Regions from separate parts of the Homo sapiens genome. Here region 2 is linked to region 1. Evidence: chromatin loops called from intact Hi-C (ENCODE). Cell type or tissue: Calu3. All regions are shown on one strand. Each heading gives the region's core, and the rest is flanking DNA. Links, peaks and the distances in the headings are about the cores only. Region 1 holds the start of LOC105370546 (a long non-coding RNA gene). Region 2 overlaps RAD51B (RAD51 paralog B).

The links. A loop is a pair of places that touch in the nucleus more often than their neighbours do. Peaks named below come from ENCODE experiments on the same cell type or tissue, not always from the same donor. Only the 100,000 strongest peaks of a DNase experiment are listed, where the experiment ranks them.
Region 2: it touches region 1 in a loop (5-fold over the local background); 1 of 110 quality-filtered maps calls a loop at or near these places.

Annotation. Positions count from the first base shown.
Region 1 is chr14:68,162,747-68,168,135 of GRCh38, reverse strand. All of the region lies in intron 7 of RAD51B (RAD51 paralog B), which reads right to left. It overlaps LOC105370546 (a long non-coding RNA gene), which reads left to right and starts at 899. Exons shown (of 4, transcript XR_943976.3): 1 at 899-946; 2 at 1,071-1,174. RefSeq lists an enhancer at 1-10. In Calu3, for the core only: no CTCF peak of the experiment used is centred there; a DNase peak (open chromatin) is centred at 3,265.
Region 2 is chr14:68,086,484-68,091,872 of GRCh38, reverse strand. All of the region lies in intron 7 of RAD51B (RAD51 paralog B), which reads right to left. Among named protein-coding and RNA genes, the nearest start is that of RAD51B, 270 kb to the right of the region's middle. RefSeq lists an enhancer at 5,065-5,389. In Calu3, for the core only: no CTCF peak of the experiment used is centred there; a DNase peak (open chromatin) is centred at 2,492.

The sequences.
Region 1 (5,389 bases), core at 304-5,303:
TGACTATGTGGCCCACCCCAAGGAGTGATATTTGTGCTGTACCCAATAAAATCTAGTGTCAAAATTATGGGAGACACTTCCAAACTCTCACAGCTTAGCAAAACAGTGTCACTATCAGAGTAGTCCAAATCACGAAAAAGAATAGCGAGTTATTCTTCAAAGCAATTCACAGATCTGCCTAAGGGTGCAAATTATATTGTATATGCTTTAGAGATAAAGTTAAAGTATATACAATAAAATCCATCTCATAAGCTTGTTTTAAAAATTAAATAAGATAATGTTTATGGGAGGACTTTGTACCTATAAAGTGCTAAAGAGGGCAGGGAGTATAATAAGTAGAATATCAGAACTCTAATAAATGACTTTTCATGGGGAAATGTCAGACTGTCTATGAAATCTTTGGGTAGGTATAGTGGTTACAGGAGTATTCCTGTTGTCCCATCAATCATACCAATTAAGTAAAGACCTCGTCTACCCATCAAATCTTAATCTGAGTACTTTAAAAAGCCATTTCCATGCAACACTGAAAAGGGAGTAGAACTTGAGGAGGAAAATATGGTCATAGAATTTTACTCCACCCACTATCTAATCAATCTACCAAGTGCTACCTCTGTACCAACCACTGAGCTGGACGTTGAAAGGCAAAAATAAACAAGACATAATCTCTCATACAATAAAGCAGGAAGGGAAGGATATACACAAAATACGTGCTATAGGTTTTATAGGAACTATGTAAGAAGTATATACAGGGTATGATGGGATACAAGGAGGGAGTTACAAAAGACTTCACACTGGAATTAGGTTTTAAAATATAAAACAGTGTTGGCAATTAAAGAAGTGGGTGGAGAGAATGTAGAATGTCCAACAACATGGCATGTTTTGGAACCCACAAACTTTCAGTGTGACTAGAACAGAGGTCATAAGAGGATTCAAGACTAGAAACAAGGTAAAGATTATTAAGATTTCAATAACCAATATAAAGAGTGTAAACTTTGTCTTATAGCACACAAGAAACCACTAAATATTTTTAAAATGAGACAGTAATATTCTATGATTTGCATTTTGTAAAGGTTAATCTGGAAATGGTATCGAGAGTAGACTGTAATGAGACCAGACTGGTGGCAGGAAGACAATTGCAGCTGCCCGGTGACAGAAGAGCAAAAGCCGAATTAAGGTAGTAATTGTGGGATGGAGATAAGGGGCATAAAGTATTAAGACAGTTAAATCTACAGATGTTGAGGAAATGGGGTGAGGGTTTTTCAGCTTGAGAGATGGGGTGGATAGATATTCCATTCACAGAGAGAGCAAATTCAGGAACAGAATATTAAGTTTTATGTATGTTGTGCTACAAATCATTACAGGGCATCCAGGTAAAGAAGTTGACTAGTTCCTGGATTAATAAGTCTGGGGATCAGGAAAAATATCTGAGCCTAGAAATACATGTTTGGGAATCCGCAGACTGGTGCTAATGGGAATGATGAATTCAACAGCACTTTTCTTACACTCTCTTCCCTACTACGTTAGTTTAGCCTACTAACCAGGTAAGTATTCTCAAATTATTTAAAATTGAAGACACTTTTGAAGATGAAACTTGATTCACAGCTAAAAATATTTAATTGAAAATTTGGTACAGATAACAAAATAACTCTTTCTGAAAGCCAAACCATCAATTTTTTTACTATACTCTGGGTCTAATTAAAAGAGAAAAAGAGTTAAATTTGGCAAATAATTCTTAAAGGAAAGACTAGTAAATATAATGAAAAAAATTTACTCCAAAGATTTACTATGCTGAACTGTAAAAATAATAATTAGTATTTTGTACCTATTGGTTACAGCACCTTTTATGCTTCGGACTATGAGAACTTTATACTTTCATTAGTTTTCACAACATGCCTGTCAGGTTGGCTAGTGGACTAGGACTTTTTTCTTCATGTATAGCTGGAGAAACTAAAAAAAAAAAAAAAAAAGAGCAGAAATAATGTACCTGGTCTTCCAGTAGGCCATTAAAATGAAGCTGAAAACAGAATACAGATCTCAACTTTTGGTTTACACTCTCTCCCCTATACTATCATCACCATCATTTTCATAACAATCATTGGTAGGTTACCACTGGGTATCGGGCACAATATTCATGGTACTGTGCCAGGCCACCCTCTTACAGCATAAGATATTAATGCCGAGATCATTGTAAAGGGGGAGGTATGAGTAGGGAACTTTCTCTAAAGCCTTTCAGCTATTTCTTTTATGTACTATGCTTACCAAATTAGATGGATTATTATACAGCATGCAAAACTAAAAATAATTTTATAAAGTACTTGCAACTTCGAGTATAAAGCCAATGAGAAAATATATTGTAGTAAAGAGAGTTGTTTTTAATCATTACTAAAAAAGGAAGTTTAATGAGGGAGACAAGAGCTGGCATGAGACTTAGAGCCCTGCACCACCAGGTTACCAGTACAAATCCAGTCCAGTCTTGGACTGACTAGAAGTTACTTTGATAAAATACTGTTTTGTTGGCTAGTGTGAAATAATGAGTCTGTTTCATGCCAGTTCTCACAAGACAAGAATTTACCTCACAAAAATAAATAGTACTTCTGACCCTAATAAAACTCTTTACCCAAGAGGAAAAAAAATGCATATGAATAAAGTGAATTTCTGCCTACCAGCCACTGTCTTCCCCATAAAAGCGGCCCCATTTTCACTGTTCCACCCAAATCAGTAACCTCTAGATGGCCATTATCTCTGTCTGGCAAAGCTTGCATGCCACTATGTAGTCCTATTTTTCTTCTGAGATGAACTATAGAGGTTTCCAGGTTTTTAAACATAATGTTAACTAGTACAAAGTTCCCAACAAGTTACTAATGGGACAAAAGAATAAATTTCATTTTAAAGTGATTTTAAAATCTCCATACAGAAGAACATCTGAAAGTACTTAAGAAATATACTTAAGTCCCTGTTGGTTGAAAGAAAAAAACAACCCTCCGTTTTACTCCATAAAGATTATTGAAAATACCATGCGATTAATGCTATTTATATGGCACTGAGTTCAACTCCAAAGGTAACACTTAACCACACTCTATTTACCAAGTTAATCTACCAGATTTGTTTACTTTGTCTGATTTACTAAGACAAATACGTGAGTGTCTAAAATGTTTTATCTGGCCCTGGGAAAGGAAAACTAAAGGAGTGTTGTGCTTTTATTAATAGATAAGTGCAAACAGGCCCATCCTATCAAATGAACAGCTAGGACCTTTGGCCACTGTTTACTGAAAATAAAATTAGGCTTGGCTGGCAGGTATTTATCAGATCTGAGAATAATTAACTACCCACATCTGGTACATGTTACTGAAAATGCTAGTGGGAACCATTACCTTTGGTAAGGGTTATTTTTCCTGAACAGCTAACATCCCCTCACAAACTATTGGAATGCACTCCCAAACACACTCAGAGCAACACCAAAAGCAGTTCCAAAGCTGTTTTCCCACTTCAACCCAACAGAAAAACAGTTTTAGAAATCTAAAAGAAATCACCAAAACATGGCTGGTTCCCACCACACTCCACAATGCTCACCAAGGGGATCACTAGCCCCAGAAAGCCCGCGGAGCTTTGCAAACACACAAGGGTCATTTTAACTTAACAATAACATTTTGCACTTTAAATCTTGTTTGTTTTTTAAGGACTTCAGGGAACTTCACCAATGTAGTATAAAATAAGTATAGTTTTCACAATTCAAAAGGAGAGCCTATGAGCCCACAGCTCCCATTATTAGACAGTTGAAAAGGCAATAATCAAATTCACGTACACTGTGCCTAGTTCATTTCTCTTCCATCCTAACAATTTCATTACCAGGTGATAGTCTTCATGATTTTATTAAAGGAAAGGAAATGCTCTAAGGCATTTATATAAATAAGGAATGCAAAGTAAATTGTTTTATATCATAGAAGTAAGAGACAGGAAATTTAAGGGCTCTGTAATTACTTTCCTGTGAAATTCTAAATAAGTCACTTGTTTAGTCAAGTGACCTGTCATCTCTGCTCTGTAAAATTGGGAATACCAAGCCCTATCACAAAGCAGTAAAGAGGAATAAACTGCTGATGGCACCAGGAAAATGTTTGTAAACAGATAAGAAATTTCAAATCTTCAAGAACATTTCTTCTCAAGAAAAATAGGACCATATTAATAATATATTAATTAACCCAGCACCATTTATTACAGTATTTTTTCAACTTTTTCATAAATAAATATTACTGTCCTTCCTAATGTGACAAAGGAACTTGCATTCTAACGAGTAAGAACTTGGGTGATTTGAAGATCAGAAACTGCCTTATTTCCAGGGAAACTGCAAATTGAATTCTATTAACAATGAATAGGTGACCTGTCTGTACACACATGCCTTACTAAAATATGCTAGGTGGGTGGCCATTAGGCACCTTAGTAGATGAGGATATGAATTAAGAAACAAGTGAGTCTAAGGATACAGAGCCAGTAAATAGGACTTGGGAAACAGAAGAAGGCAGGCGTTATAGCCAAGGAGGAAATTTAATATGGGAGCGGAAAGAGAGGCCAAAGAAAAATAGAAGAAATAGAAAAAGCAATGAGTATTCCTGAGATTAGGTAAAGAAGTGAGGCCAAAAAAATGGGCACGACAGGCATGAGCTGAAGGACCATCGGGGGATAGGAGAGATGGGAAGAAAGTCATCCATGTGAGATATCAAAGCAAGTCAGAATTATTCAGTTGAAATCAGAGGAATGTTCATTGATCTGGGTTGGGTCTGATAAGGTTAAAAAGAACCAGAGAAAGGAATGGACTTGTAATTCCATGCTGCATACAGTCATGAGAATTTGGAAAACAAGAAGAATTATTTGTATAAAACTGGCAAAACGAGAAAATGCTAAGCCTCAAATCTTCCGACTCCAACAATAAATTTGACTTGCTGGATTGTAAAAGATTTCTTATATGAAATCCATCTGTAGTATCACTCTACTCATTCAGCTCTTCTACTAGAATATTATCTGTGGTTTGACTACAGAAGCACAGCTTTCCCTGGATTCATTCAGATATGCACAATTCAGAAACGACTTGCAAGTCTCAAGGAGTCAGACAGTATAAACTATTTTCATGTCATTTAACAAGAAGGTTGATTTCTCTGAAGTGTCAAACCCAATAACTGCAGCTATAATACATTTAACGCATTCTTCTGCTTTCATTATTCTTTCACAAAGCACATGCTTACAGGAAGAAAATTTCTGTATGCTTTTTAGTACATTAAATCCCTTATTATCATCCAAAGTTTTAGAAATGCTTTGGCTCAGTTTTGTTTGTTTGTTTGTTTTGTTTTGTTTTGTTTTTTGAGACGGATTCTCGCTCTGTCATCCAGGCTGGAGTGCA
Region 2 (5,389 bases), core at 86-5,085, 76 kb after region 1:
AAAAATTAATTCAAGATGGATTAAAGACTTACATGTTAGACCTAAAACCATAAAAACCCTAGAAGAAAACCTAGGCAATACCATTCAGGACACAGACATGGGCAAGGACTTCATGTCTAACACACCAAAAGCAATGGCCACAAAAGCCAAAATTGACAAATGGGATCTAATTAAACTAAAGAGCTTCTGCACAGCAAAAGAAACTACCATCAGAGTGAACAGGCAACCCACAGAATGGGAGACAATTTTTGCAATCTACTCATCTGACAAAGGGCTAATATCCACAATCTACAATGAACTCAAACAAATTTACAAGAAAAAAATAACCCCATCAAAAAGTGGGTGAAGGATATGAACAGACACTTCTCAAAAGAAGACATTTATGGAGCCAAAAAACACATGAAAAAATGCTCATCATCATTGGCCATCAGAGAAATACAAATCAAAACCACAATGAGATACCATCTCACACCAGTTAGTATGGCGATCATTAAAAAGTCAGGAAACAACAGGTGCTGGAGAGGATATGGAGAAAAAGGAACACTTTTACACTGTTGGTGGGACTGTAAACTAGTTCAACCATTGTGGAAGTCAGTGTGGTGGTTCCTCAGGGATCTAGAACTAGAAATACCATTTGACCCAGCCATCCCATTACTGGGTATATACCCAAAGGATTATAAAACATGCTGCTATAAAGACACATGCAAACGTATGTTTATTGCGGCACTATTCACAATAGCAAAGACTTGGGACCAACCCAAATGTCCAACAATGATAGACTGGATTAAGAAAATGTGGCACATATACGCCATGGAATACTATGCAGCCATAAAAAATGATGAGTTCATGTCCTTTGTAGGGACATGGATGAAGCTGGAAACCATCATTCTCAGCAAACTATCACAAGGACAAAAAACCAAACACCGCATGTTCTCACTCATAGGTGGGAATTGAACAATGAGAACACATGGACACAGGAAGGGGAACATCACACTCTGGGGACTGTTGTGGGGTGGGGGGAGGGGGGAGGGATAGCATTGGGAGATATACCTAATGCTAAATGACAAGTTAATGGTTGCAGCACACCAACATGGCACATGTATACATATGTAACAAACCTGCACGTTGTGCACATGTACCCTAAAACTTAAAGTATAATAATAATAATAATAATAAATAAATAAATAAAATAAATAAAATCATACAGACCCAGACTATGAACATTTTTTAAAATAAAGAGTCTACCATATACTTTCTGTAAAAAATTAGGGTATGTTTGCAAACCTGAAGTACAAACCAAAAATAACATCACACATTTGCACCTGTACATTATTTTACTATAGAATCAAAGTGAACTTTTCTTAAATAACTGAATATTCTCTACAAACCAAGGCCCTAAGTCTCATACAGTCTTAAAAGTATTACTTAAATGTCATAGCAATATGTTTTGAAACCTAAAGAAATTTAGAACAATCTGTTAAAAGCTAATCTTAACCTGTTACTGTAACTATGATGTAAAAATGAAGGATAAGAGAGTTGGATTTTCTAAAGTTATGCTGGTCATTCAATACCAAAAGATCCCTATTTTTATTTGCCCTGTTGCTTTAAAATAAGTATAGTAATCTGTTCCCAAGAGCTAAAGCACATCAATGCTGGAAGATTAACGAGATACGATGCTCTGAGTACTCCAAGCTCTTGATATAAAGGTCTGATGGACTCTATGTTCATGTCAGTGTCTCACTTTAGTAGAGTTCACATGCACACACATGGCTCTAGGGTGCCTAGGTTTTAAATAAGAAAATAATTTGGCCACTCTGGAAAACCAGAAAAAATAACTTGAATTTTTAATATGTAACTCAGTTTTTTATAGCACTTCTAGTTTCCGCTTACTTTCCTAAACTTTATATATAAATCTAAAATAATATAATTTAGGGCATAAAAGCTCACATATATAAATCTAAAATAATATAATTTAGGGCATAAAAGCCCACATATATAAATCTAAAATGATATCATTTAGGGCATAAAAGCCCACAAATATCTGCTGCCTACATCTCTTACAAGAAACTACTATCTTGAAGTGTAATTTAAATACAAAAGGTCTTTTGCCAAAGTCTGCGTTTTCACACACACATAAACATTTACCTGACACTGAGGCTACCAAAAGAACCACATTTAGAGGAAGGGGGAAAGGGGATGGTGGGAGGGCATGTGCAAAATGCAAATCTGGCACTTGGCATGGTCTCAATTTGAGAGGCCCAGGCAGATTGGGATGTATGGCTTTGTTCCATCAAAAGGTCGTTTGAAGCACAGTATTTTATTTTTATAGTAGGGTATTGAGTTCTGAGGTCTCTGATACACCCCAGGGAACCAGCAAAAGCTAGTCTCAACCCTGTGCCAGCCCCCTGCTGGGTCACTAATGAAGATGGAGAACTGTGAGTGCACCCATATAAAACACAGGAAAAGGCGAAAAAGGACTCCGAGCTGGGTCCGTTCCTTTTATTCCAGAGGAGCAACCTTTTCTGTACTTAGAGACTAATGAGTCATGAACAGGAGAGGGGAACAAATCACACAGTACATTACCAGGAGGGACAACACCGTCAGCCTTTGTGTTCAGTAGCTGGTTCAGTTTTCAGAGCATTTCCCAGCAAGGACCAAAAGCAACTTGAACAAAGGAAACAGCAGTTAGATACTTGAACTGTCTCCATTAATACTCCAGAGAATTGGGTGCTTCAAAGTTGGAGTGACTAATGAGAGTGGGGAGAGGATATAGGTAAGGGGGCCCAGGAAAAAAAAATAATGATGGCTTTATATTAAAAGTTCATGAAAAGCAGAAAATGATGAGAAATTTTTTTTAAACTTGTTTTTCAGAGTTGTTATTTTGAAAGTTCTGTCCTTTCTAAGGACATGAGCTCTGATCCCTCCACAGACTTTTAAACGGAGAACAGAAATGAAGCATAAGAAGGTATTTCATTTTCCATCCTCACCACTTAATTAGGAAGGGCATTTAAGGTGTTCAAAGTTTTAATTGCCTTCTCCTCTACCCCAACCTCCTTCTTCAGTTACGCCCATACAGCAACTGAGCCAAAGCCAGACAGACATCTGAAGCTTCTCTCATGCAGGAAAAAACACCAGCACAATTACCCCAGACACCATTTATTTCTCTCCCCCACTTCCTTCATCCCCCGCCACTCTTTCCATCTCAATCTCCCCCCCACCTCTCTCTCTCTGTCTCTCTCTCTCTCTCTGTCTCACACACACGCGCACACACACACACACACACGATCCCATAACACTGCTAGTACACAGAAAGCTTTTCTGGCATAATTGATAGCAGCAAATGCTGCAACATGAGAAAGTTTCCAATAATCTGAAAGAAAGGAAGAAGATGAAAAAAGAGGGAGAAAAAAATGAGGAGTTATTAGACGAAAGAAAGAGAGGTTGAAACAGCTAACTCTCTCTATTAAAAAAACAAAAACCTGAGACACATTCATGGAAAATGACAGCGATCCAAATTGGTCACGGTAAAAAAGTAAGTAAGTAAATTTGATTTATTTCCATATACCTTAAAAAGTCTAGAATTTTATCTCTTTTCTCTCTATTTACTATGATAGCATGCAGGTCAATAAAAGACGTTTTAGTAGGGCCAGGACTGTAACAAAACCTTTGTCCTTACAAAAACTTATACCAAAGACATCACCAATAATAGCTCTTAGATTCATGGAGAAATGAGATCCTTGATTTTGATCTGGAATTCTAACAATAAATTCTAACAATAAGTGCTCACTTAGGGCCCTAGAGTAGTAAATAATAGTTATTATTTTTATTTAAATAATTATATAATTATATATAATAATATATTATATAATTATATATAATAATATATTATATAATTATATATAATAATAAATTATATAATTATATATAATAATAAATTATATAATTATATATAATATATTATATAATTATATAAATAATATATTATATAATTATATAAATAATATATTATATAATTATATATATAATAATTATATAATTAAATATTTAAAAATATTATTTTTAAGTCAATAAAATAATTATTTTAAGTCAATAAAAATACTATCAGTTCTTATTTATTTAATATCAACAATGTAATGGTACATATACATGACCTTCAATTCTAACCATGATGCACATTAGGCATTACCAGGTAATGTTACAGAGAGTAAATGACTCTGTAACATCCTCACAGGATGTTCAAGGCCCCATAGCTCAATCACCGATGGAGCCAGATTTTTTTTCTGGTTCCACAGCGAACTTTCTTTCCGTTAAACCACAGAAGAAAGTGAGCTGTTGTCAACCCTTTAACATTTGAACAGAATGGTTTTCTAAGCATAATACTATAATAATCCAGAGTTTTCTACAATCAGTAATCCATCATATAGACCAGTCAATCATGATGAATCATAATGGGAATGATATCTTTGCTAATTAAGGTAGACTGGCTAGAGGTACTTTGACAATGGGAAAAGTCTCCAGAGGGTCTCAGAACACCCTGCTACTCTGATTATTAGACTAGAATTAGGCCCCAAACCCAAACTTAATCCATAGGTTCAGGGTCCAATTCTGGTATATGCCAGCTACCCAAAATAAAGAGCATTATCAAATTAATGGAATCTCTGGGGATCAGTGGACCCTAGGGAATCAGAAATAGTATGGGCTGTCACAGGCATCTCTCTCTCTCTTTTTTTTTTTTTTGAGATGGCGTTTCACTCTTGTTGCCCAGGTTGGAGTGCAATGGTGCAATCTTGGCTCACTGCAACCTCCACCACCTGGGTTCCAGTGGTTCTCCTGCCTCAGCCTCCCGAGTAGCTGAGATTACAGGCATGCACCACCACACCCAGCTAATTTTGTATTTTTAGTAGAGATGAGGTTTCATCATGTTGGTCAGGCTGGTCTCGAACTCCTGACCTCAGGTGATCCACCCACCTTGGCCTCCCAAAGTGCTGGGATGACAGTCATGAGCCACCGCGCCTGGCCCCAGGCATCTTTTAATGCCTGCCATTCTGAACTTTCAGGAAACCCCAGAAGTATTATTCCCTCAAGAAGCCCCCAATATTAGAAATTAATCCTAACAGAATATGCCTTTCTCATCACCAATAACATCCCTTGACTTTGGAGGGTATCCATCCTAAGATTAATTCTCCCTGTGCTTTGGATTCATCCCATCTCAAGTTGCCCCATTTTCTCCACTCTCGTATCAACCTCTATCCTTGACTCCTTATCAGCATTTAAATATACTCAAGCCCACATGCCCTCCCTGCATCCCATACAGAAAGGGGGCAGGGAAGTGATGGGAAGGGGAGCGCGTGGTCCCTGGCGAGGGCTCTACCCCCAGACCTGGGCCCAC